Regions from separate parts of the Homo sapiens genome. Here region 2 is linked to region 1. Evidence: read pairs that join two places in POLR2A ChIA-PET (ENCODE). Cell type or tissue: B cell. All regions are shown on one strand. Links, peaks and the distances in the headings refer to the core of each region. The heading gives the core; the rest is flanking DNA.

Region 1 (15,680 bases), core at 1,692-5,691:
AGATTACGGGCGTGACGTCCCAAAGTGATAGAGTTACAAGCAAACTGATTGAGTGATTTATTCAGTAATGGTTATTGCTGGGCACGGTGGCTCATGCTTGTAACGCCAGCACTTTGGGAGGCCGAGGCGGGAGTATCTCTTGAGCCCAGGAGTTCCAGACCAGGCTGGGCAACATGGTGGGTCCCTGTCTCTACAAAAAATACAAAAATTAGCTGGGCGTGGTGCCGCGGCTAATTTATATTTCAGAGGTAGAGGGGCAGGGGGAGGATCGCATAAGGAATGTGTGAGGGAAAAAGACATTGAGGATGAATCCAAGGTTTCTGATTTGATTATCCGGAAAGATGGAATTGCTGTTAGCTGAGATGAGGAAGACTGGAAGAGCAGGTTGCAATGTCAGGGGCTTGGTTTTGGACATGATATGTTTAATCTTAGGTGGAAGTTAGACATCAGGTGGAGGTGTGGCTGAGGCAGATAGATCAGAGTCTGCAGTTCAGACTCAAGGCTGGAGAAGCAGGTGGCCTCAGTGTAGAGTAGGCATGAAGCCCTAAGACTGGGTGAAATCTTCATGTGGTGAGTATAGCCAGAAAGGAGAGGATCCAACAATTAAACTCATGGGCTTTTTGCTCTGTTGCCCAGGCTGGAGTGCCTCGGCTCACTGCAACCTCCGCCTCCCAGGTTCAAGTGATTCTCCTGCCTCAGCCTCCCGAGTAGCTGGGATTACAGGCGTGCACCACCATGCCTGGCTAATTTTTGTATTTTTAGTAGAGATGGGGTTTCACCATGTTGGTCAGGCTGGTCTCGAACTCCTGACCTCGTGATCTGCCCACCTCGGCCTCCCAAAGTGCTGGGATTACAGGCGTGAACCACTGCACTCAGCCTTTTTTTTTTTTTTTTTTAGATGAAGTTTTGCTCTGTTGCCCAGGCTGGAGTGCGGTGGCACAATCTCAGCTCACTGAAACCTCCGACTCCCAGGTTCAAGCGATTCTCCTGCCTCAGCCTCTCTATTAGCTGGGATTACAGGCATGTGCCACCACGCCCAGCTAATTTTTGTATTTTTAGTAGAAATGGGGTTTCACCATGTTGGCCAGGCTGGTCTCCAACTCCTAACCTCAAGTGATCTGCCCACCTTGGCCTCCCAAAGTGCTGGGATTATAAACGTGAGCCACAGCGCCTGGCCCAAACTCACGTGCTCTCTTCATTGGAGCAAGTTGGCAGAGAGGCAGGAGCATAGGAGACTAGCAGGAGCCACCAGTGAGGCAGAGGACAGGGAGCACATGGCATCCTGAGAGCCACATGTGCTCTCAGGGGAGGAAGGACCTCTGGAATGGGAGGACTGCCATTGGGATTTGCAGTATGGAGCCACCAGTAACCTAAGTTTGGAGGCAAGGGGTGCAGAGAGATGGGTGGGAATGCAGATGGCTGTACACTAAAACAGCCTGCAGAGAAAAGGATCATAGCTGGAAGAGGATGAAGAGTTTTTTTTTCCCCCTTTTTAAATGAGGAGAGAGGTAATAACAAGTGTGTGAGAGTGATCCAGTGGAGCTGGAAAATTTGATGTTGCTCAAAGAAAAGGGGATGGGAGCCAGGGCAGAATGAACAAATTGTTTTTGCAGGAACTTACTTCCATAGTAAAGGAGGCATGCCGAAGCTGGGCATGGTGGTGCACACCTGTTGTCCCAGCTACTGAGCAGGCTGAGGCCAGAGGATTGAGGCTTTAGCAAGCTGTGATCATGCCACTGCACTCCAGCCTGGGCAACAGAGCAAGACCTCATCTCTTAGATAAATAAAGAGGGTGGGTGAATGGCTGAATGAGTTGGTCCTAGGAGCTGTCTTTGGATTGCTTCTATTTACTCAGTGAACTGGAAGCATCACAGTTAAGAGTTGGGGGTGTTGGCTGGGCGTGGTGGCTCACGCCTGTAATCCCAGCACTTTGGGAGGCCGAGACAGGCGGATCACGAGGTCAGGAGATCGAGACCATCCTGGCTAACACGGTGAAACCCCATCTCTACTAAAAATACAAAAAATTAGCCACGCGTGGTAGTGCATGCCTGTACTCCCAGCTACTCGGGAGGCTGAGGCAGGAGAATCATTTGAAGCCGGGAGGTGGAGGTTGCAGTGGGTCGAGATCATGCCACTGCACTCCAGCCTGGGCGGCAGAGCAAGACTCCATCTCAAAAAAAAAAGAAAGAGTTGGGGGTATTACATAGGAAGTGATCAGCAGATAATGAATGAAACTCCACTGTTTATTCTGGAAGACACTGGCAGGCTGCTGACCTCCCCGTCACAGTGGAACGATGCTAGAACCAGCAGTCGTGTGTGTGTGTGTTGGAGGAGGCGCCATAGGAGGCTCAGGGATGGCAAACACAGTGCCCTGAGCACCGTGCCTCGCAGGGGAGTTGGGCTCAGTGGTAACTGCTGCCGTTTCCCCACCCACCTGCCTCCTGGACATCTGTTCCTAGATATCCCTCTGCCACCCAACCCCATCATTTTCTCCAAAACCCTGTCCTTCCTATGTGTTAGACATCAGAGAATGATGCCACCTTGTCCCTCTAGCCACTATGTCCCCGCCACAACCTTGGGAGTCATCCTGGACTTTCCTTCTCTCGTCACACTCACTCACTCTGCCGCCATGTCTCCTCTGTCTCTCTCACCCTCTGCCATCTCTACCCCAACAGCCCTGTCCTGGCTGTGACTTTGTCTTCATCCAGATTATGGCTCACACCGCAGTTCCTCAAAAGCACAGGGTGACTTTGTCCTTTCACTCCTTGTAGCTCCCAGGATCCATCCAAACACCCAGAACCCTCCCACCTGTCCCTCCTCTCTCCCTCACCTGCCAGGGGACGGACAGCTGCCCTGAGCCTTCACACAGTGTTCCTCTACTCAGAAGTGCCTGTCCCCACTTCTCTGCCCTGCAGTCTGTCATCTGGATCGAGGCCATCAGATAACCTGAGTGTCACTCCTCCTGGATGGTACTTACATGTCCTTTGCCAAGAGGAGCAGCCAGAATAAAATCACCAGTTCCTAGGCTCTTAGGCTCCACCCGGCCCTGAACAGCTGGCTTGTCTTGGAGTCTCTTGTGCCACCCTCCCCAGGAACAGTGGCTTCCTTGTATTGGCGCCAGCGATGATGGGCCAGCTCTGTGCTAAGTACTTAACTTACCATTCCTGGTGTCAGCCCCACAAGTCTCCTCTGAGATAGCAACCTTATTTCGACTTTTTTTTTTTTTTTTTTTTTGAGACGGAGTCTTGCTCTGTTGCCCAGGCTGGAGTGCAATGGTGCGATCTCGGCTCACTGCAGTCTCCGCCTCTTGGGTTCAGGTGAGTCTCCTGCCTCAGCCTCCTGAGTAGCTGGGGTTACGGGTGCCTGCCACTATGGCCAGCTAATTTTTGTATTTTTAGTAGAGATGGGGTTTCACCGTGTTGGTCAGGCTGGTCTCGAACTCCTGACCTCGTGATCCGCCCGCCTCAGCCTCCCAAAGTCCTGGGATTACAAGTGTGAGCCACCACACCTGGCCTTTTTTTTTTCTTTTTTTTTTTTTATGCAGGGTTTCATCCTGTTGCCTAGGCTGGAGTGCAGTGCCTGGATCATAACTCTGGATCATCACTGAAACCTGAAACTCCTGGGCTCAAGCGATCCTCCCATCTCAGCCTCCCAAGTAGCTGGGACTACAGGCCTGCACCACCATGCCTGGCTAATTTTTAATTTTTTTTTTTTAGAGATGAGGCCTCACTATGTTGCCCAGGCTGGTATCCAGGTCCTGGCATCAAGTAATCCTCTCACCTTAGCTTCCCAAAGTGCTGGCTGGGATCACAGGTGTGAGCCACCATGCCTGGCCTTGTCTCTGTTTTATAGACGAGGAAACTGTGGCACAAAGAGCTTAAATAACCTGCCCAGGTCACGCAGTAAGTGAGAGAGATGGGGTTAGAGCCTCGTCTCACCCCTTCCATCCAGAGTGGGACAGGGAATTGTCCTCCTGCATCAGGACTGAGGGCCTCGTCCCTCAAGGGCAGAGGCCCCGGGACCACGGTGCAAGTCCCAGACCCTCTTTCCGGCCTGCTTTCTAGAGCATTGAGCTGGGGCGCTGCGTGGTTTCCTCAAACCACTGACATCTGCCACTCCCCACAGGCTCATCCACCTGCAGACATGGGGCGCAGAAAGTCAAAACGAAAGCCGCCTCCCAAGAAGAAGATGACAGGCACCCTCGAGACCCAGTTCACCTGCCCCTTCTGCAACCACGAGAAATCCTGTGATGTGAAAATGTGAGTGGGGAACAGGGCAAGGGATCCAGCCTCCCCACTGCCTCTTCCCCGCTGTTCTCCATCCTGCCCCTTGCCTCCCTTGGTGAAGGCGTCATCACCCACAGGCCCAGGACGCATTGCTCACCAGTCCCTTCTCTTGGTCTGTTTCAGGGACCGTGCCCGCAACACCGGAGTCATCTCTTGTACCGTGTGCCTAGAGGAATTCCAGACGCCCATAACGTGTATCCTTGGAAACCTGGGCTTTTTCCAGAGGGTGGGGAGGGGGCTGGAGTCCGGACCCTGCTCATCTGGCCCACTGTGTGCCCTGGTGCAGGGCCAAAGCCGTCCAGAGGAACAGGTGCCACCTAGTGATTTCTGTGGGGTGAGAAGATGCAGGGCAGGGTTCCAATGCCAATGATCGCCCTTGACCTAAGTGGCCCAGATCTGTCAGAACCCGTGGATGTGTACAGTGATTGGATAGACGCCTGCGAGGCGGCCAATCAGTAGCGACACAGAGGACCCGCCCCCTGAGCAGCCCCGCGTACTGTGGATCCAGCTGTTCGGTTCTGGTCCAGAGACATTCCAGGGGTCCAGGGTGTGGGTCCTGGGCTGTCACAGCCGTGTGTGTGTGTGTGTGTGTGTGTGTGTGTGTGTGTGTGTGTGTGTGTGTAGTGGGTGTGCGTGTGGGTGTGGGTGTGAGTGAGTGTGGGTGTGTGTGGCTGCACGTGTCACTGGGGTGGCCGTGAGTGTGTGCTCACAGGTACGCGGTGGTGTCGGGTTCCTGGGCCTGAGGGGCCTGAACTGATCTCACTTGGCTCCGAAAGCCTTTGCTGTGTTCCCTGCAGCCCCTGGCCCCCCAGCCTTGGGGCTCTGGCTCCCCCCGGCGGAATTGGGGGACTGTTTCCTGACATCCTGGACAAGGGAAGCCCACTAGAGGCTGGAACAGGACCTCTCCAGCCTCCTCACCAGCACCGTGCCCATCTCAACTGGACTTCCCGCTCTCCTTCTCCACCTTCTAGTGCCCGTGGCCGGGGATTCAAAGCCGCCGTTCCCCAGGTCCCTGGGCTGGGCCCTGACAGGGAGCCGCCCCCCTCCCCATGGTAACCAGGAAGCCCGTTTCATGTTCAGTTGCTTTTGTAGAGGAAGCAAGGGCTGGGATGGGGACAGCTGTCAATCACAAGCCCTTAAATAAAGCAGCCAGCGCACATCCCTTGCTGTCCGTGATGTCTTGGGTTCTGCGTCTGCCTGGTCACCAGAAGAAGGAGAGGGGACCTGAGGCTCTGACGTTCGGGAGGTGGCCTGGTGGCCCATGTGACCAGCCCTTCAAACCACCCAGCGTTTTATTCAGTCAGTAAGCATTCAGGGTGGTGGAGCAGGCAGACATCTGGCCAGGTGTTTACAGCAGTCACAATAGGAAATGGGGGAGGTGAGACAGAACAGGTGGTCAGAGGAGGCTTCTGGGAGGGGCAGGCTGAGACAGTGACACCGTAGGGCCACCTCTAGCCAGACGCTGACCTCTGGCCTTCCTGCGTCGCCCCAGTGTCCTGACAGCCACTTTGTGGGGCAGGTGCCAAGCTAACCCCAAGTTCAAAGATGAGGAAACAGAGGCTAGAGGTGAAGGAGGTCACTGGCCCAAGACCCTACAGCCAGAAAGTGGCACAGGGGGGATTTGAACCCAGGAAACGAGGCTCCACAGCTTACAGTCTGACTTCTTGTGAGCCCAGAGTCCAGGCTGAGGGAACAGCTTACAGGCCGTTCTGGAGGTAGTGAGTGGAAGAGGGACACGGGAGGGAAACATGAAAGGGGCCTTTATTCAAGGGTGGTGAGGACTCTCAGAAGGCTGGTGTTGGGGCGGGATGTGTGTGGCCGATGGGGAGCACCTGAGGGCTGATGTCCCCTTAGCTGGTCGCACCGGTGACAAGGACCACAACACCCAGCAACCTGGGGCAGTGCCAGACCCTCCACCTGGCCTCATGAGCCCGGGTGGCAGGTGACCTGTGCTTCAGAGTCCTCGTTGCTACAGTGCAGGGGATGAAAGCACCTTCTTCCCGGAGCCATGCTGAGGATGGAAGTGCCAGGCATGGTTTGAGCGGCTCTGGGGCCCACCCAGGGCACTGACGGATGTGAACAGCGGGGGGAGACATTGAGCTGGCCCGGAAGCCCTGGCTGCCAGACTGGGCTGCTGGGTCTGGCCTGTGCACCCCCTCAGGCCCACTCTGCCATGACATGTCTTCCCTGGTTATCCCGCCACCTCCAAGATCCCAGGTAAGGTCTGCTAGCCCTGGCAGGAGCCGGCACACATGCGCAGAGTGGTGGACAGGCACCTAGGTTTAGGGTGATGGCCCTCTGGGATCCAGCAAAAAGGGGGCTCATTCCTCTGGCACCCGAGGCCCTTCCTGCCGCCCGCCCACCCCAGCCTCACAGGCTAAGTGCTAATATGGTGCTGTTTTCCCGAGGAGGCAGGGCCCTGGGCCAGGCCCGGATCCTCCTCAGCATAGCTTCCCCGCGCCGGCCCAGGGGGAGCAGGACTTGCGGTAGCCAGGCCAAAAGCGCCTGGAATCCGGTTTACGAGGCCCCAGGGGCTGCGTGCGTCTGTGCGCGGGTCTTCTGGTGTCTGCCTCCGCAGGTCTCCACGTTCCAGCCTCAACTCCTGCCCTCCCTGGGGAGAAGACAGCTCCGTGCCGCGCTCCTCGCTTCTCTGCCTCCTCTCCTCCTTGGAATCCTGATGGTTGGGGACCTCTCCCTCCTCCCGGGGATAACAGGGTCCCCTCTGAAATGTGAGGAGGTTGAGGCCCTGGACACAGCCTTTTAGAGTCCCGGGTTGGCAGGCTCAGCCTTAAGACGGCTGAGAGCGGGCGGGGCGCACAGAATTAACCGTGCCCTATGGTGCCCTGTGCCAGTCAGTAAAGGGCCATTGCCTTGGCTCAGAAGTGCCCCTCTCCCTGTCCCCTTTCCCCTCCCCACAGTCTGGGGCTAAAGGGTTCACCCTGCCCACAGGGCCCACCAGGACCCCTACTTGTCATCCTTTCTCTATTGATGCCTGGTCTTTACCAGCGATTAAACATGTAGAACATCACCCCATCTGGGGGTGTCATTTCATGACCACAAGAGGCTTACTGTCCCCATTATTTTGATGGGAAAACAGGTCTAGGGAGGGAAAGTGATTGCCCGAGGTCATCCAGGCAGCTGCTCTGTGATTCACATGCCATTTAGCCTGTCCCAGTACTCAGGCTCTTTGTCACCACCATCCACAAGCCTCTGGGAGAGCAGTGTGGGTCGTGTGTGTGTGTGTGTGTGTGTGTGTGTGTGTGTGTGCACGCGCGCGCGCATTGGCTCTCTGGCTGTGCCTTTTTTTTTTTTTTTTTTTTTTGAGATGGAGTCTTGCTCTGTTGCCCAGGCTGGAATGCAGTGGCGCCATCTCAGCTCACTACAGCCTAGATCTCCAGGGCTCAAGTGATTCTCCTACCTCAGCCTCCCAAGTAGCCGGGACTACAGGCATGCGCCACCACACCCTGCTAATTTTTGTATTTTTAGTAGAAACAAGGTTTCACCATGTTGGCCAGTCTGGTCTCGAACTCCTGACCTCAAGTGATCCTCCCATCTCAGCCTCCCAAAGTGCTGGGATTACCGGCATGAGCCACTGTGCCCGGCTGGCTATGCCTTTTTTACATGTCGTAGGGAGTGTGTACTGCCTGTGTGTGCATATCTGTGTGTGAAAGGGGGGAGTGTGTGTGTGTGTGTGGACTTTGCATGTGAGTGTGATGGGGTGCCTGTCCTGTGTCTAGCTGAGTGGCTACAGTGAGGTGTGTGTCTTAGGGTGCGTGTGAGTGTGTATGTACGTCTTAGGGTGCATGTGGGCATGTGTGTCCGTGCAGATGTGTGTGCGGGATATGGCGCATATCTAAAACAGAGCAGCTCTGAGGCCTCAGGAGATTTTACAGCCATTTATTGTGCTCCAGTGAAATAGAAAAAAAAGAAAGTGCTCTCATTACAAACGCCACTGTCACATCCACATAGTATGCCAGTCGCTGCAAACCAAACCGCGTGTGTCCGCTGGGTCTCTGGGCATGCAGTTTGCTCCCACTGCGGGAATGGGGTGGGGGCAGGCCGAGCCTGGGCTCTGGGGGCTTTGCTGGGGGAGCTTCTGGTCCTGGGGGTACCCACTTGTGAGGGAGTGGGGGGACAGCTGGAATAGCGTTGCTCAGTGCGTCCTTTGGGCGCTGTTGGGGACACCCGGCTCTATGTTGGACCCTGTAGCACTACAGAGCGGAGGGTCCCCTTCCCCCCAATGGGCCCCCCGCCAGTCTGCTCTCTCCAAACTCTAACCCTGTAGAGGTTGAGTTCTACAGGGGCTGGAGGATGCCATGCAGGGAGAGGGGGTCGGCTGGGCCTGGCTGGGTCCAGCCAAGAGCAGCAGCAGCCTCCCTTGGGGGGAAAACAGGGAAGGCCTTGTGGCCCTAGGCGGAATTGTAGTAGTTGTGTGCGTGGTGGTTGTGGGCGGGCTCACCCAGCTCTGGGTACTCGGGAGTCAGACAGTACTTGGGGTCGTAGACCTGGCGTGGCAGCCCATACACCGTCATGCCCCGCTGCGAGGCGCCCTTGTTGCTGCCCATCTGCAGGCTGACATTGAGCGTGTCGCAGTGCTCCATGCCCAGCCCCGGCTCGAAGATCTGCCGCTTGGTCCCTGGCGCAGTCATGCCAGCCTGCGAAGGGTGGTGTGGTCAGGCCGTGGGGTGGCCAGGGTCCTGGGCCTTGACGGCGTGTCCCGGGGGCCCCCACTCACCTGGCTGGCTCCTTTGTTGGTGCCCATCTGCAGGCTGATGGTCGCCTGGTCCAGAGGCTGGTCTGTGCCCAGCTTGGGGTCGTAGAGGTGGCGCCGGGTGCCATAGGCCGTCATGCCCTGCTGGCTGGCAAACTTGTTGGTGCCCATCTAGGAAGCCAGAAGGAGAATCACACCAATAATTACAGACCTCATCATGGGCCATGAGGCATAGCTGATGGGAGAGGATGAGGCGCCGCTTTATCATTTTTTTCAATTTTTATTTTATTTTATTTATTTTTTTTTGAGACGGAGTCTTGCTCTGTTGCCCAGGCTGGAGTGCAGTGACATGATCTCAGCTCACTGAAATCTCCATCTTGCACATTCAAGCAATTCTCCTGCCTCAGCCTCCGGAGTAGCTGGGATCACAGGTGGGCATCACCATGCCCGGATAATTTTTTGTATTTTTAGTAGAAATGGGGTTTCACCATGTTGGCCACGCTGGTCTCGAACTCCTGACCTCAGGTGATCCACCCACCTCACCCTCCCAAAGTGCTGGGATTACAGGGGTGAGCCACTGTGCCTGGCCCATTTTTTAGTTTATTTTTATATTTTATTTTGTTCTATTCTATTTTTTTGTTTTATTTTATTTTATTTGAGATAGCATCTCACTCTGTCGCCCAGGTTGGAGTGCAGCGGCACAATCTTGGCCCACTGCAACCTCTGCCTCCTGAGTTCAAGCAATTCTCCTGCCTCAGCCTCCTGAGTAGCTGGGACTACAGGTGTGCCCCACCACACCGGCTAGTTTTTGTATTTTTGGTAGTGACAGGGTTTCACCACGTTGGCCAGGCTGGCCTTGAACTCTTGACTTTAAGTGATCCGCCTGCCTCGGCCTCCCGAAGTGCTAGGATTACTGGCATGAGCCACCATACCCAGCCCATTTTCATTTTTAGAGACAGGGTCTCACTCTGTCGCCCAGGCTGGAGTCCAGTGATGCAATCATTGTAACCTTGAACTCCTGGGCTCAAGTGATTCTCCCACTTCAGCCTCCTAAGTAGCTGGGACCACAGGCAGACACCACTGCATTTGGCTAAACTCTTAAATTTGTTGTAGAGATGGCGGTGGAGGGGGGTTCTATTTTGCCCAGGCTGGTCTGAAACACCTGACCTCAAGCAATCCTCCTGCCTCAGCCTCCCCAAGTGCTGGAATTACAGGTGTGAGCCACTGCACCCCGCCTGAGGCATCCTTTCGAGACTGGAAACTGAGGCCCAGAGTGGGCCTATCACATGACTGACTTCTAGCATTGAAGTTCCAGCCTGCCACGCATCAGCTGGAAGATCTGTGCAAAAGCGAGCCAGCTTCTCCGGGTCTCAGTTTTCTCATCTGCGGAAAGGGTATGTTGATAACAAGCACCTGTCTGCTGGGGTGTTGGCAGAGTGAGTGAGTTTGTGAATGGAAGATGAGCATAAGCACAGTACCCGGCCTATAGTATAGTTAATGCCAAATATCCTGTCCCCAAAAGCCTTCAGACATCAGGGTGCCCTCCTGGCCTCTATGACCTCTGCGCAGTGAGGACAGGGCGGTACCTGCAGCCCAATGATGTTCCGCCCTTCTCTTAGCTTCCCCGGCTCGAATTTCCGCTCCTGCTTCTCTGCGTACTTCACTCCCACGTTCACCTTGTTTCCTTTCGTCTTCGCCTAGGTGGGGCAGGGAAAGCAGGGACTGACAAGGGGGCCTCCAGGCTGCACAGTCCCCTTGGACACTGTTTTTTTGTTGTTGTTGACACAGAGTCTCGCTCTGTTGCCCAGGCTGGAGTGCAGTGGCGTGATCTCAGCTCACTGCAAGCTCCGCCTCCCGGCTTCACACCATTCTCCTGCATCAGTCTCCCTAGTAGCTGGGACTACAAGCGCCTGCCACCATGCCCGGCTAATTTTGTTTTGTAGTTTTAGTAGAGACAGGGTTTCACCATGTTAGCCAGGATGGTCTCAATCTCCTGACCTTGTGATCCACCTGTCTCGGCCTCCCAAAGTGCTGGGATTACAGGCGTGAGCCACCGTGCCCGGCCAACACTGTTTTTTGTTTTTTGTTTTTTTTTTTTTGAGACGGAGTCTTGGCTCTGTCACCCAGGCTGGGCAGTGGCACGATCTCGGCTCACTGCAGACTCCGCCTCCCGGGTTCAAGCGATTCTCCTGCCTCAGCCTCCTGAGTAGCTGGGATTACAGGCATGCGTCACCACGTCCAGCTAATTTTTGTATTTTTAGTAGAGACGGGATTTCACCATGTTGGCCAGACTGGTCTCAAACTCCCGGCCTCAAGCAATCCGCTCACCTTGGCCTCCCAAAGTGCTGGGATTACAGGTGTGAGCGACCGCGCCCGGCCCCCTTGGACGCTGTTGACAGCACCTGCTCCCCGATCCCTGCCCCCCGCTCCGCCACCTTCACTGGGCTCAGGAGCACAAGTGGCCACACCTGCATCCCAGCCCAGGCTGCCCACCACCCCCTGCCCAGCCTGCAACCACACTCACCATGCTGGCCAAAGCCAGGAGGGTGGACTGCACCTGTGTATGGTTGGTGTTCTCAAACAGGTCGTTGGCCTCAAAAATGTCGTGGGGCTTCACCCCATACTTGGTGATGGCCTTGATGAAGTTGCCGATGTTCTCCAGCTAGAGGGGGGCAGGTGGTGGTCACTGGGTGGGGAGGGGAGGTCTGAGGGGCTTGCGGGCAAGGATGGAAGAGATTGTGTCTGGGCTCACCTGGTGCCAATTTTGGGTTGACTCATTGATCTTCTTCACGGAGCCTGGCTGCAGCTTATTGATGAATCTGAGAAGAGTGGGGAAGGGGTAAGAAAGGTGTCCCCCCAGGGTTGGGCACGGTGGCTCACGCCTGTAATCCCAGCACTTTGGGAGGCCAAGGCGGGTGGATCACGAGGTCAGGAGAGCGAGACTATCCTGGCCAACATGGTGAAACCCCATCTCTACTAAAAATACAAAAATTAGCCAGGCGTGGTGGCACATGCCTGTACTCCCAGCTACTCAGGAGGCTGAGGCAATCACTTGAACCCAGGAGGCGGAGGTTGCAGTGAGCTGAGATTGCAGCACTGCATTCCAGCTTGGGGACAGAGCGAGACTCCGTCTCAAAAAAAAAAAAAAAAGAAAGAAAGGTGTCCCCCACTCCCGCTCTCCAGCCCAGCCCAGCAGGAGGAGGGTGACGGGATGACCACAAGGGGCCATGCCATACCCTAGCGTCACTTCTCCCTGCAGTCAGCTCTCAGCTGCAGCCCCTCCAAACCACCCAAGCACACACACAAATGGGACACTGATGCCAAGGAGCTAGACTCAGGTCCCAGTCAGAAAGCCTGCTTATCCAAGGTGTGTCCGAGTCTCTGGGATCTCCGAAGCCTCACTGGCAGGCGTGTCTCAGCATCCTTTTCTCTTGTAGACAGCAGGAAGCCCACAAGGGCCTCTTCTCTGACTCACTCCTTTAATGATCTCGCCTCTTTTTTCTTTTCTTTTCTTTTTTTTTTCTTTTTGATGCAGGGTGTGGCTTTGTCGCCCAGGCTGGAGAGCAGTGGTGCAATCACAGCTCACTGCAGCCTCAACTTCCCAGGCTCCAGCGATCCTCCCACCTCAGCCTTCCGAGTAGCTGGGATCACAGGTGCGCACCACCATGCCTGGCTTTTTTTTTTTTTTTTTTTTTGGTAGAGAGGGGGTTTCACTGTATTTGTATTGCCCAAGCTGGTCTTGAACTCCTGGGCTCAAGCGATCCTCCTGCCTCAGCCTCCCAAAGCGCTGGGATTACAGGCATGAGTGACAGCACCTGGCCTCATTCAGTGTCTTGACTTTAAGTGCCTCCATATGCCAGCAACTCCCTCATCTCCCTGCAGCTTGGGTTTCTTACCATCTCATTCAGCTCTCTCCATGGGTGCCTGGGTGTCTCAAATCAAACTCACCCTGCTCCAGACTCCTGACATGCAGCTTCCCCCTCCAGACTCCCCCCTCCCTCCACCTTCCCTGCCTAGCAGTGCCCCCTTCTAGGTGCTCAGCCAGAGCCCTTGGACTTGCCCCCAACTCCCCCTTTCTCCTTCTCTCAGCCTCATGTCCAGTCCCTCCAAAGTTCTTTGGCTCTGCCTTTTAATGAGTCCAGAAAACCACCCACTGCTCCCCGCCACCTCCACCTGGGTCTCAGCCACCAGAGTCTGTTTCCTGGCCTCTTGTAATGAGCTCCCAACTTCCACTTCATCCCCTACAGACCCACCCTTCTTCATCCAGCAGCCAGAATTTTTTTTTTTTTTTCCGAGATGGAGTCTTGCTCTGTCACTCAGGCTGGAAGGCAGTGGCGGGATCTCGGCTCACTGCAACCTCTGTCTCCTGGGTTCAAGCAATTCTCCTGCCTCAGCCTCCTAAGTAGTTGGGATTACAGGTGCCTGCTACCATGCCCAGCTAAATTTTGTGTATTTTTAGTAGAGACGCGGTTTCACCATGTTGGTCAGGTTGGTTTCGAACTCCTGACCTCAAGTGATATGCCCACCTCAGCCTCCCAAAGTGCTGGGATTACAGGCATGAGCCACTGCCCCTGGCCCAGAATGGCCTTTTTTAAACAGTTCAAGTTACCGTCCAGTTCCAAATCCTCCAGGAGCCTCCCATTGCCTTCAGAATGAAATCCTAAGTCCTCTGCCTAAAATGCCCTCTGTAGAACTGGGCACAGTGGCTCACACCTGTAATCCCAGTGCTTTGGGAAGCCGAGACAGGAGGATGGCTTGAGCCTAGGAGTTTCAGATCAGCCTGGGCAACATGGTGAGACCCGTGTCTCTACAAAAAAAAAAAAAAAAAAAACCCGAAAACTTCACCGGGCGTGGTGATGTGTGCCTGTAGTTCCAGCTACTGAGGAGGCTGGGGCTGAAGAGGCTGGGGTGGGAGGATCAGTTGAGCCTAGGAAGTCGAGGCTGTAGTGAGCTATGATTGCACCGCTGTACTCCAGCCCGGGCACCAGAGCAAGACTCTGTCTCTAAATAAATAAATGAAATAAAATGCCCTCCACCATCTGACTCTCAGTTCACTCTGCGACTTCATCTCCACTTCTGCTCAATCATTTGGTGCTCGTCACGCCAGCCTCCTTCTTGTTTCTTGAACACCCCAAGCACGATCCTACCTCACGCCTTTGCACTGGTGGCCCCCTCTGCTTTGCCTCAGGTCCCCTGAGCCCTCCCTCACTTCATCTAAGGTTCTGTTCAAATGTCACCTCTTCAGAGAGGCCTCCCAGACCACTCTCTAGGAAACTGCAGACTCTCCACCCGCAGACATATACCTGACCCTCCCATCTTCCCTTCCGCTTGAGTTTTCCCCAGGACACTTACGACCACAAATCTGTGATTATTTGATCAATTATATGATTGATCTCCTCAACTGGACTAAAAGTCCTTGAGCTCTGAGTCGAGTCTGTTCTGTTCACTGTTCCCAGTGCCTAGGCCAGAGCCTGGCACACAGCAGGAACTCATAAATGCTTCTTTTGTGAATGAATGAATGAATGAATGAGTGAATGACCGGAGTGCGTGGGTGACTGCACTACACTCTTTTTTTTTTTCTTATACTTTAACTTCTGGGGTACATGTGCACTATGTGCAGGTTTGATACATAGGTATACATGTGCCATTTTGGTTTGCTGCACCCATCAACTCGTCATTTACATTAGGTCTTTTTTTTTTTTTTTTTTTTTGAGACGGAGTCTCGCTCTGTCACCCAAGCTGGAGTGCAGTGGTGGGATCTCGGCTCACTGCAAGCTCCGCCTCCCGGGTTCACGCTATTCTCCTGCCTCAGCCTCCCGAGTAGCTGGGACTACAAGCGCCTGCCACCACGCCCGGCTAATTTTTTGTATTTTTTTTAGTAGAGACAGGGTTTCACCGTGTTAGCCAGGATGGTCTTGATCTCCTGACCTCGTGATCCGCCTGCCTCAGCCTCCCAAAGTGCTGGGATTACAGACGTGAGTCACCGCGCCCGGCCCACTCTTTTATTATTATTATTATTATTATTATTATACTTTAAGTTCTAGGGTACACATGCACAACGTGCAGGTTTGATACATAGGTATACATGTGCCATGTTGGTTTGCTGCACCCATCAACTTGTCGTTTACATTAGTTTTTTTTTTTTTGAGACAGGGTTTCACTGTTGCCCAGGCTGGAGTGCAGTGGCGCGATCATAGCTCACTGCAGCCTTGACCTCCAGGGCTCAAGCGATCCTCCCACCTCAGCCTTCCGAGTAGCTGGGACCACAGGCGCATGCCACCATGCCAAGCTAATTAAAACAAAAATGTTTTGTAGAGATGGAATCTGGCTATGTTGCCCAGGCTGGGACTGCACTGTTTGACGTCTGAGCAGTCCTCTGCCTGAGCTGGGACACCAGCATGCCTACCTCCCCACCTGCCAATTCCTTGTTCCTAGTGGATGGGAATGGAACAAGGTAAACACCCCCCACACCCCTTCTTCCCAGCATCTAGGACTTGATGAAGCTGCACCTTCAAAGTCTTCCCGAGGCCACTCACAGTCACTCTGCCCTGGGTCAGACTCAAATGCAGATCGGGCGCAGGCTGGGTTTAGGGCCCTGCTATGCATTAAGATTGCAGTGGAGCCGGGCGCGGTGGCTCACGCCTATAATCCCAGCACTTTGGGAGGCCGAGGTGGGTGGATCA
Region 2 (15,680 bases), core at 5,188-9,187, 170 kb before region 1:
GAGTCTCACTCTGTTTCCCAGGCTGGAGTACAGTGGCATGATCTCAGCTCACTACAAAACTCCACCTCGCCTCCCAGCCTCAAGCGATCCTCCCACCTCAGCCTCCCCAGTAGCTGGGACTACAGGCATGCACCACTAGGCCCGGCTAATTTTTGTATTTTTCATAGAGATGAGGTTTCACCATGTTGCCCAGGCTGGTCTTGAACTCGTGGGCTCAAGTGATCCGGCTGCCTCGGCCTCCCTAAGTACTGAGATTACAGATGTGAGCCGCCTCACCTGGCCTAAGGTGATTTATTTAATTCTAGCTATTAACCAGGATTACAGAGCTGGGGTTAAATTCAACATTATTAGAAGTCTGGTTTTACATTCACTGTGTTTGTTTAATCAGAATATTGTACAAATTTGAAAGTCTGTTGGGGCTGACTTAGAGAAAGACACCTTTTGGTTCTGCCTGCTGGACAAAGGGTTTATGAATCTGAGAGTTTATTTGGGTCTGTGATATAATTTTTAAAAATATTTGGTCCTTTTTAATTTTTGAAACAGAGTCTTGTTCTGCCATCTAGGCTGAAGTGCAGTGGCATGATCTCGGCTCACTGCAACCTCCATCTCCTGGGCTCAAACAATCTTTTTGCCTCAGCCCCCCAAGTAGCTGGAACTTCAAGCGTGCACCACCACGCCCAGCCAATTTTTGTATTTTTTGTAAAGACAGTTTCGCCATGTTGCCCAGGCTGATCTTGAACTCCTGACCTCAGATGATTCTCCTACCTCGGCCTCCCAAAGTGCTGAGAATACAAGCGTGAGTCACCATGCCCAGCCTAAAACATATTTGGTCATTGTTTCTTTTTCTTTTTCTTTTTTTTTTTTTTTTTGAGATGGAGTCTCACTCTGTCGCTAGGCTGGAGTGCAGTGGCGAAATCTCAGCTCGCTGCAACCTCCGACTCCTGAGTTCTAGCTATTCTCCTGCCTCAGTCTCCTGAGTAGCTGGGACTACAGGCGCGTGCCACCACGCCCAACTAATTTTTGTATTTTTATTAGAGACGGGGTTTCACCATGTTGGCCAGCATGGTCTTGATCTCTTGACCTCATGATCTGCCCACCTCAGCCTCCCAAAGTGCTGGGATTACAGGCGTGAGCGGCTGCACCCGCCTTGGTCATTATTTCTAGGTCCTGGCAAAGTAGTCCTAAACTCCTTGGATTTTTCCGAGTGATGGGAATGTGTTTTGTTATTCCCAGCTCTTGTCAGACCTTAGGTGAAGTTATGCTAATGAGGTGACTCAGCATGAGGTCACTAGGTAACTAACTTGAGGATGGGGACTGGTGACCTGAAAGAGCAAACACATGATGACAGGACTGGAACTTTAAGCCCCATCTTCTGACCCCAGGAAAGGGAGGGAGGCTAGAAATTAAGTTGAATAAAATTTATTGAACAAAGACATCGGGACAGCTTCCAGGTTGGTGAACACGTGGATGCGCTAGGAAGGTGGTGTCAAGAGGGAAAGCTTTGCCGGGCGCGGTGGCTCCCGCCTGTAATCCCAGCACATTGGGAGGCCGAGGTGGGCAGATCACGAAGTCAGGAGATCGAGACCATCCTGGCTAACACCGTGAAACCCCGTCTCTACTAAAAATACAAAAAAATGGCCGGGCGCGGTGGCTCACGCCTGTAATCCCGGCACTTTGGGAGGCTGAGGCGGGCCGATCACGAGGTCTGGAGATCGAGACCATCCTGGCTAACACGGTGAAACCCCGTTTCTACTAAAAATACAAAAAAATGGCCGGGCGCGGTGGCTCATGCCTGTAATCCCGGCACTTTGGGAGGCTGAGGCGGGCGGATCATGAGGTCTGGAGATCGAGACCATCCTGGCTAACACGGTGAAACCCCGTTTCTACTAAAAATACAAAAAAATTAGCTGGGCGTGGTGGCAGTTGCCTGTAGTCCCGGCTGCTCGGGAGGCTGAGGCAGGAGAATGGCGTGAGCCCGGGAGGCGGAGCTTGCAGTGAGCCGAGATCATACCACTGCACTCCAGCCTGGGCGACAGAGCGAGACTCCATCTCAAAAAAAAAAAAAGGGAAACCTTTAACCATCCCTGCCCTTTCCCTTGCTGAATACCTCTTTTCCATTTGGCTGTTGTTGAGAAATCCTTTATAACAAACTAGTAACCTTAAGTTACTAGTGTTTTGCTGAGTTTCATGAGTTATTTTAGCCAATTTTTTTTTTTTTTTTTTTTGAGACGGAGTTTCACTCTTGTTACCCAAGCTGGAGTGCAATGGCACGATCTCGGCTCATCGCAACCTCTGCCTCACGGGTTCAAACGATTCTCCTGTCTCAGCCTCCCGAGTAGCTGGGACTACAGGCATGCGCCACCATGCATGGCTAATTTTGCATTTTTAGTAGAGGTGGGGTTTCTCCATGTTGGCCAGGCAGGTCTCGAACTCCTGACCTCAGGTGATCCACCTGCCTCAGCCTCTCAAAATGCTGGGATTACAGGCGTGAGCCACTGCGCCTGGCCTTTAGCCAGTTATTGAACCAGAGGATGGTGCTGTTGTATTTATACACAGTTGGTTAAAAGGTTAGTTCCTGGGGCTTACAAATGACATCTGCAGTGGGGGCCTGTTGTGGGACTGAGCCCTCTAGCAAGAAACTTATGGGATCTGTGTTAATTCTGGGTGGTATAAGAATTGAACTACTGGACACCCAGTTATTGCTGGAGAATTGGTTGGTGTTCAGCGAACGGCACACCTTTGTTATCAGAAGTCAGAGGCACCACAGGTCAGAGCCTTAAACCGACTGACTGTTATTCAGTATATGTTTATCATGTATGAATCCAGATGCATAGTTTTCTCTCTTCTGAGTTTTCAGTTAATTAATATTACACTTAATATTCCATTAATATGATGCTGAAAAGGTTTTTTTGTTTTTTTGAGATGGAGTTTTGCTCTTGTTATTGCCCAGGCTGGAGTGCAATGGCGTGATCTCGGCTCACCGCAACCTCTGCCTCCCGGGTTCAAGCGATTCTCCTGCCTCAGCCTCCCGAGAAGCTGCGATTACAGGCATGCACCACCACGCCTGGCTAATTTTGTATTTTTAGTAGAGACAGGGTTTCTCCATATTTATCAGGCTGGTCTCGAACTCCCGACCTCAGGTGATCCACCCGCCTCAGCCTCCCAAAGTGCTGGGATTACAGGCGTGAGCCACCTCACCCGGCTGCGGGCGGTTTTTTTTTTTTTTTTTTTTTAGTTTCTTTGCCTCAGTCTGTTTGATTCATGCTGCTGTCTGAGGTGTGGGTCACCCACTTCACTCTCATATTCCACGGCTCATAGGACTTGAATTGTTTCATTTTTGCTGGACTTTGTTGACAATGTCATCTTTGTTTTTGTCCCCAAATGCTAACACTTTATACATTTTGTACATATAGGGGGAAATGTGCTGGGTTGTGGATTATGGATAAATTTAAATGTGCTAGGAAAACCCGTTGGCATGTATGGATTAACTGGCAGACCATGTGTGCATGTGTGTTTATTCCTTATAAATATTTATCTCCATGTGATTAGATGTTGCTTTTTACTGATTAACATCGGTGTTGAGCATTTTTTCTGTATGGCCTTTCATCTACTGTGAAATAATTTTCAGCCATTTTCTCATTAATTAATTAATTAATTTTTAAGTCAGGGTCTTGCACTATCACCCAGGTTGGAGTGCAGTTCTGGGATCATGGCTCACCACAGCCTCAGATTCCTGGGCTCAAACAATCCTCCTGCCTTCGTCTCCTATGTAGCTGGAACTACAGGCACATGCTACCATCCCTGGCTAATTTTTAAATTTTTTGTAGAGATGAGGTTTTGCCATGTTGCTTAGGCTGTTCTCAAACTCAAGCAGTCCTCCCACTCCAACCTCCCAGAGTATTGGGATGACAGGCATAAGTCACGCACAACTCTTCTTCTTAATTTTCAGAGTTGAATTTCTGAGTCCCTTCCTTTGGGATCTACTTTATTTTCTTACATAAGAAAACGGCCAGGCACGGTGGCTCACACTTGTAATCCCAGCACGTTGGGAGGCCGAGGCAGGCGGATCATCTGAGGTCGGGAGTTTGAGACCACCCTGACCAACATGGTGAAACCCTGTCTCTACTAAAAATACAAAATTAGCTGGGCATGATGGCACAGGCCTGTAATCCCAGCTACTTGGGAGGCCAAGGCAGAAGAATCACTTGAACCCAGGCGACAGAGGTTGCAGTGAGCCAAGATCATGCCATTGCACTCCAGCCTGGGCAACAAGTGCGAAACTCCGTCTCAAAGGAAAAAAAAAAAAAAAGATTCTTTACTCAGGGACAAGATATAAGCCCTGGATCATAAGACCTCCCCAAACAGGTTAATTTGAAAGCCTTCCAAACGTAACTTGTAGGATAGTACAAGGTGACCTAATGCCTAAATATCAGACCAGTGACCAAGTTTCCGTCTTAGAGGAAACTTGTTTTTCCTGGTAGACACCTTATGGCCCATTGTCTGACCAGTTTTTCTTTTATTACTACCAAGATAGCCACTGCCAAAATAATCTTACAAAGAAAGCCCTGACTGGGTAGAAATTAGATTCAGGTATATTGGTCAGGTAAGACACAGAGGAAGCAACTCAACAAAATGCAAGAAATAACAGAAACTATGTATTATTTAGAGATCCCAGAAAGAAGAGGTTAGCACACATTGAAAGCCAGTAGGTACTGGGAAGCCATCTAGTACATGTGTATTTTGCTATGTGGTTTTATAAGTTTTGCCTTATGTATTTTGATGATTTGTTTTATGAGCATAGATATTAATGATTATTATGTCTTCTTGTATAACTGACTTCTTTATCTTTATGAAATCTCTTCATCCCCTGTATCTTTCCTTGACCTAAAACCTGATTTATCTAAATTTAAAATAGCTAGTCCATATTTCTTTTGATTAGGGCTAGAATGGCATATATTCCTCCATACCTTTATATTTAATGTATTTGCATCTTTCAGTTTAAAATGGTTTTCATGTACACATTGCTGGGCCTTGTTTTATTTGTTGTTTTTTTTTTTTTTGAGACAGAGTCTTGCTCTGTTGCCCAGGCTGAAATGAGGTGGCACAATCTCGGCTCACTGCAGCCTCCGCCTCCCGGGTTCAAGTGATTCTCATGCCTCAGCCTCCCAAGTAGCTGAGATTACAGGCATGCACTGCCACGCCTGGCTAATTTTTTTGTATTTTTAGTAGAGACGGGGTTTCATCATGTTGGACAGGCTGGTCTCAAACTCCTGGCCTCAAGCAATGTGCCCGCCTCAGCATTCCAAAATGCTGGGATTACAGGCGTGAGCCACTGTGCCCTTCCAGCCTTGTTTTTTTAATTCTATTCAGCCAGTCCATGTCTTTTTAACTGGTATATGTAGATATACACATTCAAAGTGGTATTGACATAATTGGATTAATATGTACATATGTCAATTGTTTTCTATTCTTATACTTGACTGTTTTTTCAACTTCTCCACTTTTTCTGCTTTCATTTTAACTGAGCATTCTATATGATTCTATTTGCTTGCTTCTATTAGTATAGTAAGTCTACTTGTTTCTTAAATTTTATTAGTGAATTCCCTATAGTTTGTAGTATACCATTTATAACTAATGGACCTTCAGTTTCAAATAATGCTATACTGGCTTTGGGAGTAGTGCTGGTATTACTTACTGTTCCAAATTCCATCCTCCCATCCCATATAACACACTGTTATTCATTTGCCCTATCGGAAGCTGTTACTACCCAATACATTGCTAGTATTATTTCAAACAAATTTGTATCTGTTAGATCAGGTAGTATAAGAAAAGTATGCCATAATATACCTGTGTGCTTTTCAGTACCCTAATTTCTGAAGGAAATTTTATCTCCAGCTTTTCTTCCCAAGACTTAGTAGGTCTGCTGTTCGTCTTAACCGTAATCTGTTGTTCCAGGTGGTTGAAGGCTTTCTGTGTATTTTGCAACATTTTGAAGCAGTTCTTGCCATGTTTGACCCTGATTGGGTTCCATCACTGATTAAATGGAAAAGAGAGTCTTGGCCGGGCGCTGTGGCTCACGCCTGTAACCCCAGCACTTTGGGAGGCCGAGGCGGGCGGATTACGAGGTCAGGAGATCGAGACCATCCTGGCTAACACGGTGAAACCCCGTCTCTACTAAAAATACAAAAAAATTAGCTAATCGTGGTGGCATGTGCCTGTAGTCCCAACTACTTGGGAGGCTGAGGCAGGAGAATGGCGTGAACCCAGGAGGCGGAGCTTGCAGCGAGACACTGAACTCCAGCCTGGGCTACAGAGCGAGACTCCCGTCTCAAAAAAAAAAAAGAAAGAAAGAAAAGAGAGCCTGTTTCAGACCTTTGGATAGTCCTTGTACCAACTGGAAAATACAAAGGCAATAATTTGCAAGTAAGACCTGATCTGCTGTCTCTAGGGATCCACATTGAAAACTTGGTCTGCTGTCTTCAAGACGGGCTCTGATGTGAGGAGGGATTGGGACAAGGGCAAATAAAAACTCCACAAAGCTTTTCAACCATTTTTTGCTTTCCTTTTTCTGTTTGTTTATCTCCCTGTTAATAGTATAGGATGCCGAATATTATAGTTTAAAAATCCTTTATCTGTTTTTGGAAAGCTGTAACTTTCTTGGTTAGAAGGTTTTTTTGGGCGGTTTCTTTTTTTGTTGTTATTGTTTTTTGTTTGTTTGTTTGTTTTGAGATGGAGTCTCACTCTGTCTCCAGGCTGGAGTGCAGTGGCATGATCTTGGCTCATTGCAGTATCCGCCTCCCAGGTTCAAGCGATTCTCCTGCCTCAGCCTCCTGAGTAGCTGGGATGACAGGTGCGCCACCACACCCAGCTAATTTTTTTTGTATTTTTAGTAGAGACGGGGTTTCACCATGTTGGCCAGGATGGTCTCGATCTCCTGACCTTTTGATCCGCCCCCCTAGGCCTCCCGAAGTGCTGGGATTACAGTCGTGAGCCACCACACCCTGCCGGTTAGGTTTTTAACCTTTTCAGATATTTGTGACTTTTATTAGATTTGGTAATATAATCTTTGTTGACTGCTAAAAGTCTCTTTAGGAATTTAGGAAATATTATAGATAATCATGAGAGGTGACACTGAGTTTTTTGTTAGAACATGTGCAATCTTTCCCTGTCTTTCCTCCTCCTTTGTCATTATCCAATGAAAAATGTGTAATTTTTCCATTGAGATAGTGAGATATTTTTTATTAGTCTTTTGTCACGCTTAACTACATTTGGTCTAATGGAAACCAGTTGCCAGTTTCCAAATGTTCTCTCTTAGTGTAATTGCATAGGATGGGCTAAATATCCCATGTAACAAGTTGCAACCAAACACGTGAAACGTTAGCTACTAGGGTCCGTCAGTAGTGATCCAGTGTCCAGAGTGTTTCTTCATAACTGTCTTAGTCTGGTTTTTGTTACTTATAACAGGATTACCTGAGCCTGGGTAATTTATAAAAACAAACAAACATTATTTTTTTATACTTCTGGAGACTGAGAAGCCCAAGGTCAAGGCTTAGCATCTGGTAAGAGCCTCCTTGCTGGTGGGGACTCTGCAGAGTCCCTAGGTGGCACAGGGTATCGCATGGCCAGGGGCCCAGTGTTAATTCAGGTCTCTTCCTCGTCTCTTAAGGACACTAGGCCTACTCCTGAGATACCCCATTTATTCATTAAGCCATTAATCTATGAATGGATTAGTACCTCAAGATCCAATCAAGTCTTAAAGCCCCACATTTCATTATTGTCATATTGAGGATGAAGTTTCAGCATGAGTTTTGGAGAGCACAAGCATTCTAACTTGTGCTGTGGCTAACAGGTATTCTCTCTCTGCTGATCATGTAACAAACTTCCAAACTCTCAGAGGGGGAATAGGAGTTAAGTTAAAAAAAAATTTATATATATATATATATATATGTATTTTTTATTTTTTGTTTTTTACTTTTATTATATTTTTTGAGACAGGATCTCATTCTGTTGCTTAGGCTGGAGGGAGTACAGCGGCATGATCACGGCTCACTGCAGCCCCAACCTCCTGCGCTTGGGTGATCCTCTCACCTCAGCATCCTGGGTAGCTGGGACTACAGGCATGCGCCACCACATCTTGCTATTTTTTTTTTTTTTTTTTTTTGTATTTTTTATAGAGACAAGGTCTCACCATGTTTCCCAGGCTGGTCTCAAACTCCTGGGCTTAAGTGATCCACCTGTCTTGGCCTTCCAAAGTGCTGGGATTATAGGCATGAGCCACTGAGTCAGACCTAGTTTTATTTTTTGTTGAGAAAAGGGCTCACTATGTTGCCCATGCTGGTCCTAAACTCCTGTTCTTAAGTGATCCTTCCACTTTGGCCCTGCAAAGTGATGGGATTGCAGGCCTAAGTCACCATGCCTGGCCCCTATATTTTGCATAAACAGTTTAGGCACACTCAGCCTCTGTTATTAGTTACATTAGTGGGATCCGGTGCCTAGACACCATGAAAGATCCAAGTTTGCAAATGAGCATTTGTCAGGATATGCAGTTTCAGGACTGGGAGTGGTAACTCTTCTACACAATAGGTAGTTGTACTTTGTCATGATAAGAACTACACAGACCGCTGTAGAAATAGACATCAGGGGTGACGCAGGCAATAAGACTCACTCACTTAACTCACCAACAAGAGGCAGGTTCCTATTCGACTGTTACTTTACCAAACACATTCAACTAAAGCATCACAATGGCTTTGTGGGAAAAAGTGAGTGTAGACAAAATAAGAGTGGGTTTACTATGTCATCGAATAAATGCTTGGAAACCACAGCATCATGCAAAGTTTATGCAGTGAGTATGGATTCTCAGTGCTGTCCATCTCAACCTTCCTCCTCTGCACATGTGGGATGTTTCAGGACTCAGTGGCCTTTGAAGATGTGGCTGTGAACTTCACACAAGAGGAGTGGGCTTTGCTGGGTCCATCACAGAAGAGTCTCTACAGAAATGTCATGCAGGAAACCATTAGGAACCTGGACTGTATAGGTAAGGATGACATCATCTCTTCACTTAGTCAATTAGAGACATTTGTTTCCTGGCCATCAACGCTGTTCATGATTTGAAATATGGAAAGAGGATATGGTTGACCCTTGAACAACACAGGGTTTAGAGGTGTCAGCCCCTCAAACAGTCTTACATCCTCTAATAACTTTTTTTGTCCCCCGCAACTTAACCACTAATAACCTATTGTTGACTGGCCCACTTATGGATAACATAAACATTAGATTAATCCATATATTGTATGTCATATGTATTACATACTGTACTGTCACAGTAAAGTGGGCTTGGGAAGGAAAATGTTGATGAGAATCATAAGAAGAGAAACTGGCCGGGTGCGGTGACTCACACCTGTAATCCCAGCACTTTGGGAGGCCGAGGCGGGAAGATCATGAGGTCAGGAGATCGAGACCATCCTGGCTAACATGGTGAAACCCCGTCTCTACTAAAAACACAAAAAAAATTAGCCGGGCGTGATGGCGGACACCTGTAGCCCCAGCTACTCGGGAGGCTGAGGCAGGAGAATGACGTGAACCTGGGAGGCAGAGTTTGCAGTGAGCTGAGATCGCGCCACTGCACTCCAGCCTGGGCGACAGAGCGGGACTCTGTCTCAAAAAAAAAAAAAAAAAAAAAGATGAGAAACTATATTTACTATTCATTAAGTGGAAGTAGATCTTCATAAAGGTTTTCACCCTTGTTGTCTTCACACTGAGTGGGCTGAGGAAGGGGAGGGGTTGGTCTTGCTGTCCCAGGGGTAGCAGAGACTGAAGAACATTCATGTATGAGTGGAGCTGTGCAGTTCAAACCTGTGTTGTTGAAGAGTCACATGTACTTTGGTGAATGAATCATGCATGATTGCAGTACGCGTAAAATCTTAGAGTTTTTCTATAATTTTGTAAACATTTTTAGTGATTTTCCTGGGTCTACCTTTTAGAAATGAAATGGGAGGACCAGAACATTGGAGATCAGTGCCAAAATGCCAAGAGAAATCTAAGGTAATTTGCACCCACAAAAGAAAGCTATGTCCCTGCAGTGGTTCATAGAATGATAAGAAAATTTTAAAAACGAGCAGAGAAAATGAACAAGCCCAGCTTAAATTTATTCATTCCAATAATTCTTTTTCTGACCAAGCACAGTGACTCGCACATGTAATCCCAGCACTTTGGGAGGCCAAGGTGGGAGGATTACTTGAGCCTAGGAGTTTGAGATCAGCCTGGGCAACATAGTGAGATCCCCATCTCTATAAAAAAAAATTTTCCCGAGGAACATATAGTTAAATGTGACATAGCTATTCAGTCTTTGCAAAATAGTTCCCTTGGAAATGGTATTAAGAATCTCCATGTGGGCCAGGAGCGGTGGCTCACGCCTGTAATCCCAGCACTTTAGGAGGCCAAGGCGGGTGGATCACCTGAGGTCGGGAGTTCAAGACCAGCCTGGCCAACATGGAGAAACCCTGTCTCTACTAAAAATACAAAATTAGCAGGGCGTGGTGGCGCATGCCTGTAATCCCAGCTACTTGGGAGGCTGAGGCAGAAGAATTGCTTGAATCCGAGAGGCAGAGGTTGCAGTGAGCCGAGACTGTGCCATTGCACTCCAACCTGGGCAACAAGAGTGAAGCTCCGTCTCAAAAAAAAGAAAGAAAGAAAGAAAGAATCTCCATGTGAATATCACTGTTTTGCTAATAGCTGTGATGGGACCATCTTACACAGCACTGTCACTTCACATTCAAACAGGGGATGAAGCCTGTACTTTGCATGATAATGTTACAAATATAAATCTAGTACTTCAATATATAGAAAATCACTTATAAACAAACCTTTAGTAATATATTTCTTATTTGTTACAGAAGTCATACATGTGAAATTAAAGATGACAGTCAATGTGGAGAAACTTTTGGCCAGATTCCAGATAGTATTGTGAACAAGAACACTCCTCGAGTAAATCCATGTGACAGTGGTGAGTGTGGAGAAGTCGTCTTGGGTCATTCGTCTCTTAATTGCAACATCAGAGTTGACACTGGACACAAATCATGTGAGCATCAGGAATATGGAGAGAAGCCATATACACATAAACAACGTGGGAAAGCCATCAGTCATCAGCACTCCTTCCAGACACATGAAAGGCCCCCCACCGGAAAGAAACCCTTCGATTGTAAAGAATGTGCAAAAACCTTTAGTTCTCTTGGAAACCTCCGAAGACACATGGCGGCACACCATGGAGATGGACCTTATAAATGTAAGTTGTGTGGGAAAGCCTTTGTTTGGCCCAGTTTATTTCATTTGCACGAAAGAACACACACTGGAGAGAAACCGTATGAATGTAAGCAGTGTTCTAAAGCCTTTCCTTTTTACAGTTCCTATCTAAGACATGAAAGAATCCACACGGGAGAGAAAGCGTATGAATGTAAGCAGTGTTCCAAAGCCTTTCCTGATTACAGTACCTATCTAAGACATGAGAGAACTCACACCGGAGAGAAACCCTATAAATGTACACAATGTGGGAAAGCCTTCAGCTGTTACTATTACACTCGACTACATGAAAGGACTCACACGGGAGAACAACCCTATGCATGTAAGCAATGTGGGAAAACGTTTTATCATCACACAAGCTTTCGAAGACACATGATAAGGCACACTGGAGACGGACCACATAAATGTAAGATATGTGGGAAAGGCTTTGATTGTCCTAGTTCAGTTCGAAATCATGAAACTACTCACACTGGAGAGAAACCCTATGAATGTAAGCAGTGTGGGAAAGTGTTATCTCATAGCTCGAGCTTTCGAAGTCACATGATAACACACACAGGAGATGGACCCCAGAAATGCAAGATATGTGGGAAAGCCTTTGGTTGTCCCAGTTTATTTCAAAGACATGAAAGGACTCACACTGGAGAGAAACCCTATCAATGTAAACAATGTGGTAAAGCCTTCAGTCTTGCCGGTTCCCTTCGAAGACATGAAGCAACTCACACTGGAGTGAAACCCTATAAATGTCAGTGTGGGAAAGCCTTTAGTGATCTCTCTTCCTTTCAAAATCATGAGACAACTCACACTGGAGAGAAGCCATATGAGTGTAAGGAATGTGGGAAAGCATTCAGTTGTTTCAAATACCTTTCTCAACATAAAAGGACCCACACAGTAGAAAAACCTTATGAGTGTAAAACATGTAGAAAAGCCTTCAGTCATTTCAGTAACTTAAAAGTCCATGAAAGGATTCACTCTGGAGAGAAGCCATATGAATGTAAGGAATGTGGAAAAGCATTCTCTTGGCTCACTTGCCTTCTACGACATGAAAGAATTCACACTGGAGAGAAACCCTATGAATGTCTACAATGTGGTAAAGCCTTCACTCGTTCCCGTTTCCTTCGAGGACATGAAAAAACTCACACTGGAGAGAAGCTGTATGAATGTAAGGAATGTGGGAAAGCATTGAGTTCTCTCCGTTCCTTGCATAGACATAAAAGGACTCACTGGAAAGATACTCTCTAAATGTATGGAATGTGGGAAAACATTCAGTACTTTAATTTCAGAAACTTGAAAGAACTCACTTTGGAGATAGACCCTATGAATGTAAACATGGGATAAAGCCTTAAGTAGTTTCAATTTTTTTAAATACAGTTATCCCCCAATATATTGCAGGGGATTGGTTCCAGCACCCTCTAAATCCACAGATGCCAAGTCCTTTGTTATATGGCATATTTGCATGTAACCTATGCATATCTTCCAGTATACTGTGTAAATCATCTCTAGATGACTTTTAATACCTCATGCATTGTAAAAGCTATGTAAATAGTTGTTTGATTGTATTGTTTAGAGAATCATGACAAGAAAAATAGTCTCTACATGTTCGATGCAGACACAACCATTGCAGGCCCACCTACGTGGTATATGTCACCCAGAACATTAAAATTTGTTTTAACATTCACAGATTGCTTTTGTTTTGTGACCTGAATGAGCATGTCAACACTTATCAAAATCCTGCTTCTCTCTTGATAACCCAAGTATAATGATGATGATGATGATTGCTGGATGGTGCCTAACATTGTCATGTGTTGTAGCATTATAGACAAGCAGGAGACATCAGGCTAACTTGAACCTTGACAGAATATCAGGATGATCATCAGTGTTCAAAGAACTAGGTTCTGATGCAGATGTTGACTTGTTGGAGGAGGCCAAATAATACTAATGTCAAGATCTGTTCAGCTTCAGGGCTGCAGATCCTTAACCATGGAAGGCTCTGTGTTTATATTTGCAGGTGCTTAGTGAGAAGTGTAGGAAGCTAGTTTTTCTTTTTTTCTTTTTTTTTGAGTCATCAAAAAAATCTTGCACTGTTTGTTGGCATGTTATTCCATGGGTGACATGGAGGCTTTGTTCCATCGAAGGATCTTACTTGAGGATGATGAACTTTCTTAACAGTTTTGCCTATTGAAAAACTGCTGCAGGTCAGGCGAGGTGGCTCACACCTATATTCCCAGCACTTTGGGAGGCTGAGACAGGTGGATCACGAGGTCAGGAGATTGAGACCATCCTGGCTAACACAGTGAAACCCTGTCTCTACTAAAAATACAAAAAAATAGCTGGGCATGGTGGCAGGCGCCTGTAGTCCCAGCTACTCAGGAGGCTGAGGCAGGAGAATGGTGTGAACCCAGGAGGCGGAGCTTGCAGTGAGCCGAGATGGCGCCACTGCACTCCAACCTGGGAGACAGAGCGAGACTCCGTCTCAAAAAAAATAAAAAAAACTACTGCAAATTTTTCAAGTGTCCAAATCTGTGGCACTACCTTTTTTAAGTCATCATTATCATCATCAATCTATAGAGCATTTGAGCAGATCTTTGAGTTCCTTGTTGTAAGAATTTATGCCCTTCTGTGTGTTACTCAACATCGTCTTCAATCCTGTCAGAGATAGCCTTTCTTACCAACTCCCCTTGCAGTATTTAAGATATTCCTAACTACTGCATCAATAGTGGGGAAGCCCCTAAAATTATTGACTCCCTCACTCCATAATGGCTTCCAGCATGCTTTGAGTTTCTTGAGCTCTGGGACATCTATAGCCTCTGCAATAAGGACAGTTGCATGTGCAATTGTGAAGTGCTTTCATAAATCCACTATGGTACAGTCAGAGTTAGCATCAGGATGGCATGAATCCTCCCGAAGGTCAGGATCTACTTGATTATGCCTTGATTGAGTAGCTTTCACTGTGATGTAGTGTTAGGCAGCAGGGACATCACTTCCACATTCTTTGTGGCAAAGTAGAGAGATTGGAGATGGCCAGGAACATTGTCAATTATGAGAAGGACCTTGAGTGGCAGCCCCTTCTCTTCAAGATATTTCTTCACATCAGGAATGAAGCCTTGGTAGAACCATTCCAAGGACAAGATGATCATCACCCAAGCCTTCTTATATTTTTGCCAGAAAGGAGGCAGGCAAGTTTTGCTTTGGTTCTAAAGGACCTAGGGATTGTTTGCTCAGTAGCCAAGGCCTGGCTTGTTCTTGTGACCTGCCACATTGCCACACTGCACCAGAGTAGGTGATCTTTCCAGGCCCTGAGCCCCAGGGCCTCCTTGGCAGTCATGGATGTAGGTACCACTGGACCGCTTTCTTTTTCTAGGGCTTGCCCAATTCATTGGAATGGAGGACTTGCTCTGGAAGGTAGACTTCCTTTTTATGAGTTTTGTGAGCTCTGCTGGGAATGCTAATATTGCCTTGGCATAAGCCAGTGTCAATTCTCCTGTGGTCTTTAAATTTTTGAGGCTCTGGCGCTTTATGTAGCTAGCCCAGCCAGACAATACTGGCCTGAAACTCCTTTTCCTTGCTCTCCTCAGCCTTCTCACAGTGGTATTTATAGAGGCTGTTTTTTCCCACTTTATTTTATTATCAAAAGAGATGTTGTTCAGCGATGTGTCCTCTAGCCACATACTTAATGCTTTCTCAGTCTTTTTACTCAGTTTATCATGAAGCAGAGGGGTCATTTTTCCCATTGTAGAGGCAGCTCTAAGACTTCCAAGAATTTCAGCTTCTTTCTGCTTTAGTGTGTGAATGCTTAGTTTGTTCTTACCATGTGGCCCACTTTCAAAAGTGACATGGCATTTTTCAAAACATCTCTCTAAGATTTTTATTTTCTCATTGAGAAATAGCACTTTTTGCTCCCTGCTAGCCTTTTAGGGATAGCTTTGACCACTTGATTAGTTTTTAGGACCCATTTTTCCATTGTTTTACATATGGCATCTTAAGGGACTCTGAATATACAAAACAAGAATTGAAAAACGTCGGGTGCAGTGGCTCACGCCTGTAATCCCAGCACTTTGGGAGGCCGAGGCGGGCGGATCACGAGTTCAGGAGATCCAGACCATCCTGGCTAACACGGTGAAACCCCGTCTCTACTAAAAATACAAAAAATTAGCCGGGCACAGTGGCGGGCACCTGTAGTCCCAGCTACTCGGGCGGGAGGCTGAGCCAGGAGAATGGCTTGAACCTGGGAGGTGGAGCTTGCAGTGAGCCAAGATCGCGCCACTGCATTCCAACCTGGGCGACAGAGCGAGACTCCGTCTCAAAAAAATAAATAAATAAAAAATAAAATTGAAAAACAAGAGCAAAGTTGGTAGATTGACACTTCCTGATTTCAAAACTTAGAGCAA

The links. ChIA-PET counts read pairs that join two places held together with the same protein. Peaks named below come from ENCODE experiments on the same cell type or tissue, not always from the same donor. Only the 100,000 strongest peaks of a DNase experiment are listed, where the experiment ranks them.
Region 2: POLR2A ChIA-PET joins it to region 1 with 8 read pairs; 2 of 35 experiments call an interaction of 5 or more read pairs at or near these places.

Annotation. Positions count from the first base shown.
Region 1 is chr19:11,542,811-11,558,490 of GRCh38, reverse strand. It overlaps ELOF1 (elongation factor 1), which reads left to right. Exons shown (of 4, transcript NM_032377.4): 2 at 4,126-4,259; 3 at 4,410-4,480; 4 at 4,681-5,445. The coding sequence starts at 4,144. The coding sequence ends at 4,745. It overlaps CNN1 (calponin 1), which reads right to left. Exons shown (of 7, transcript NM_001299.6): 3 at 11,750-11,816; 4 at 11,522-11,659; 5 at 10,584-10,694; 6 at 9,022-9,168; 7 at 8,168-8,941. The coding sequence ends at 8,696. Among named protein-coding and RNA genes, the nearest start is that of ELOF1, 8.6 kb to the left of the region's middle. RefSeq lists enhancers at 3,866-4,065, 5,724-5,843, 6,263-6,557, 5,927-6,898. In B cell, for the core only: no CTCF peak of the experiment used is centred there; a DNase peak (open chromatin) is centred at 4,130; H3K27ac peaks cover 3,032 bases.
Region 2 is chr19:11,718,555-11,734,234 of GRCh38, reverse strand. It overlaps ZNF823 (zinc finger protein 823), which reads left to right. Exons shown (of 4, transcript NM_001080493.4): 2 at 8,908-9,034; 3 at 9,981-10,041; 4 at 10,893-12,970. The coding sequence ends at 12,534. Among named protein-coding and RNA genes, the nearest start is that of ZNF823, 13 kb to the left of the region's middle. In B cell, for the core only: no CTCF peak of the experiment used is centred there; no DNase peak of the experiment used is centred there.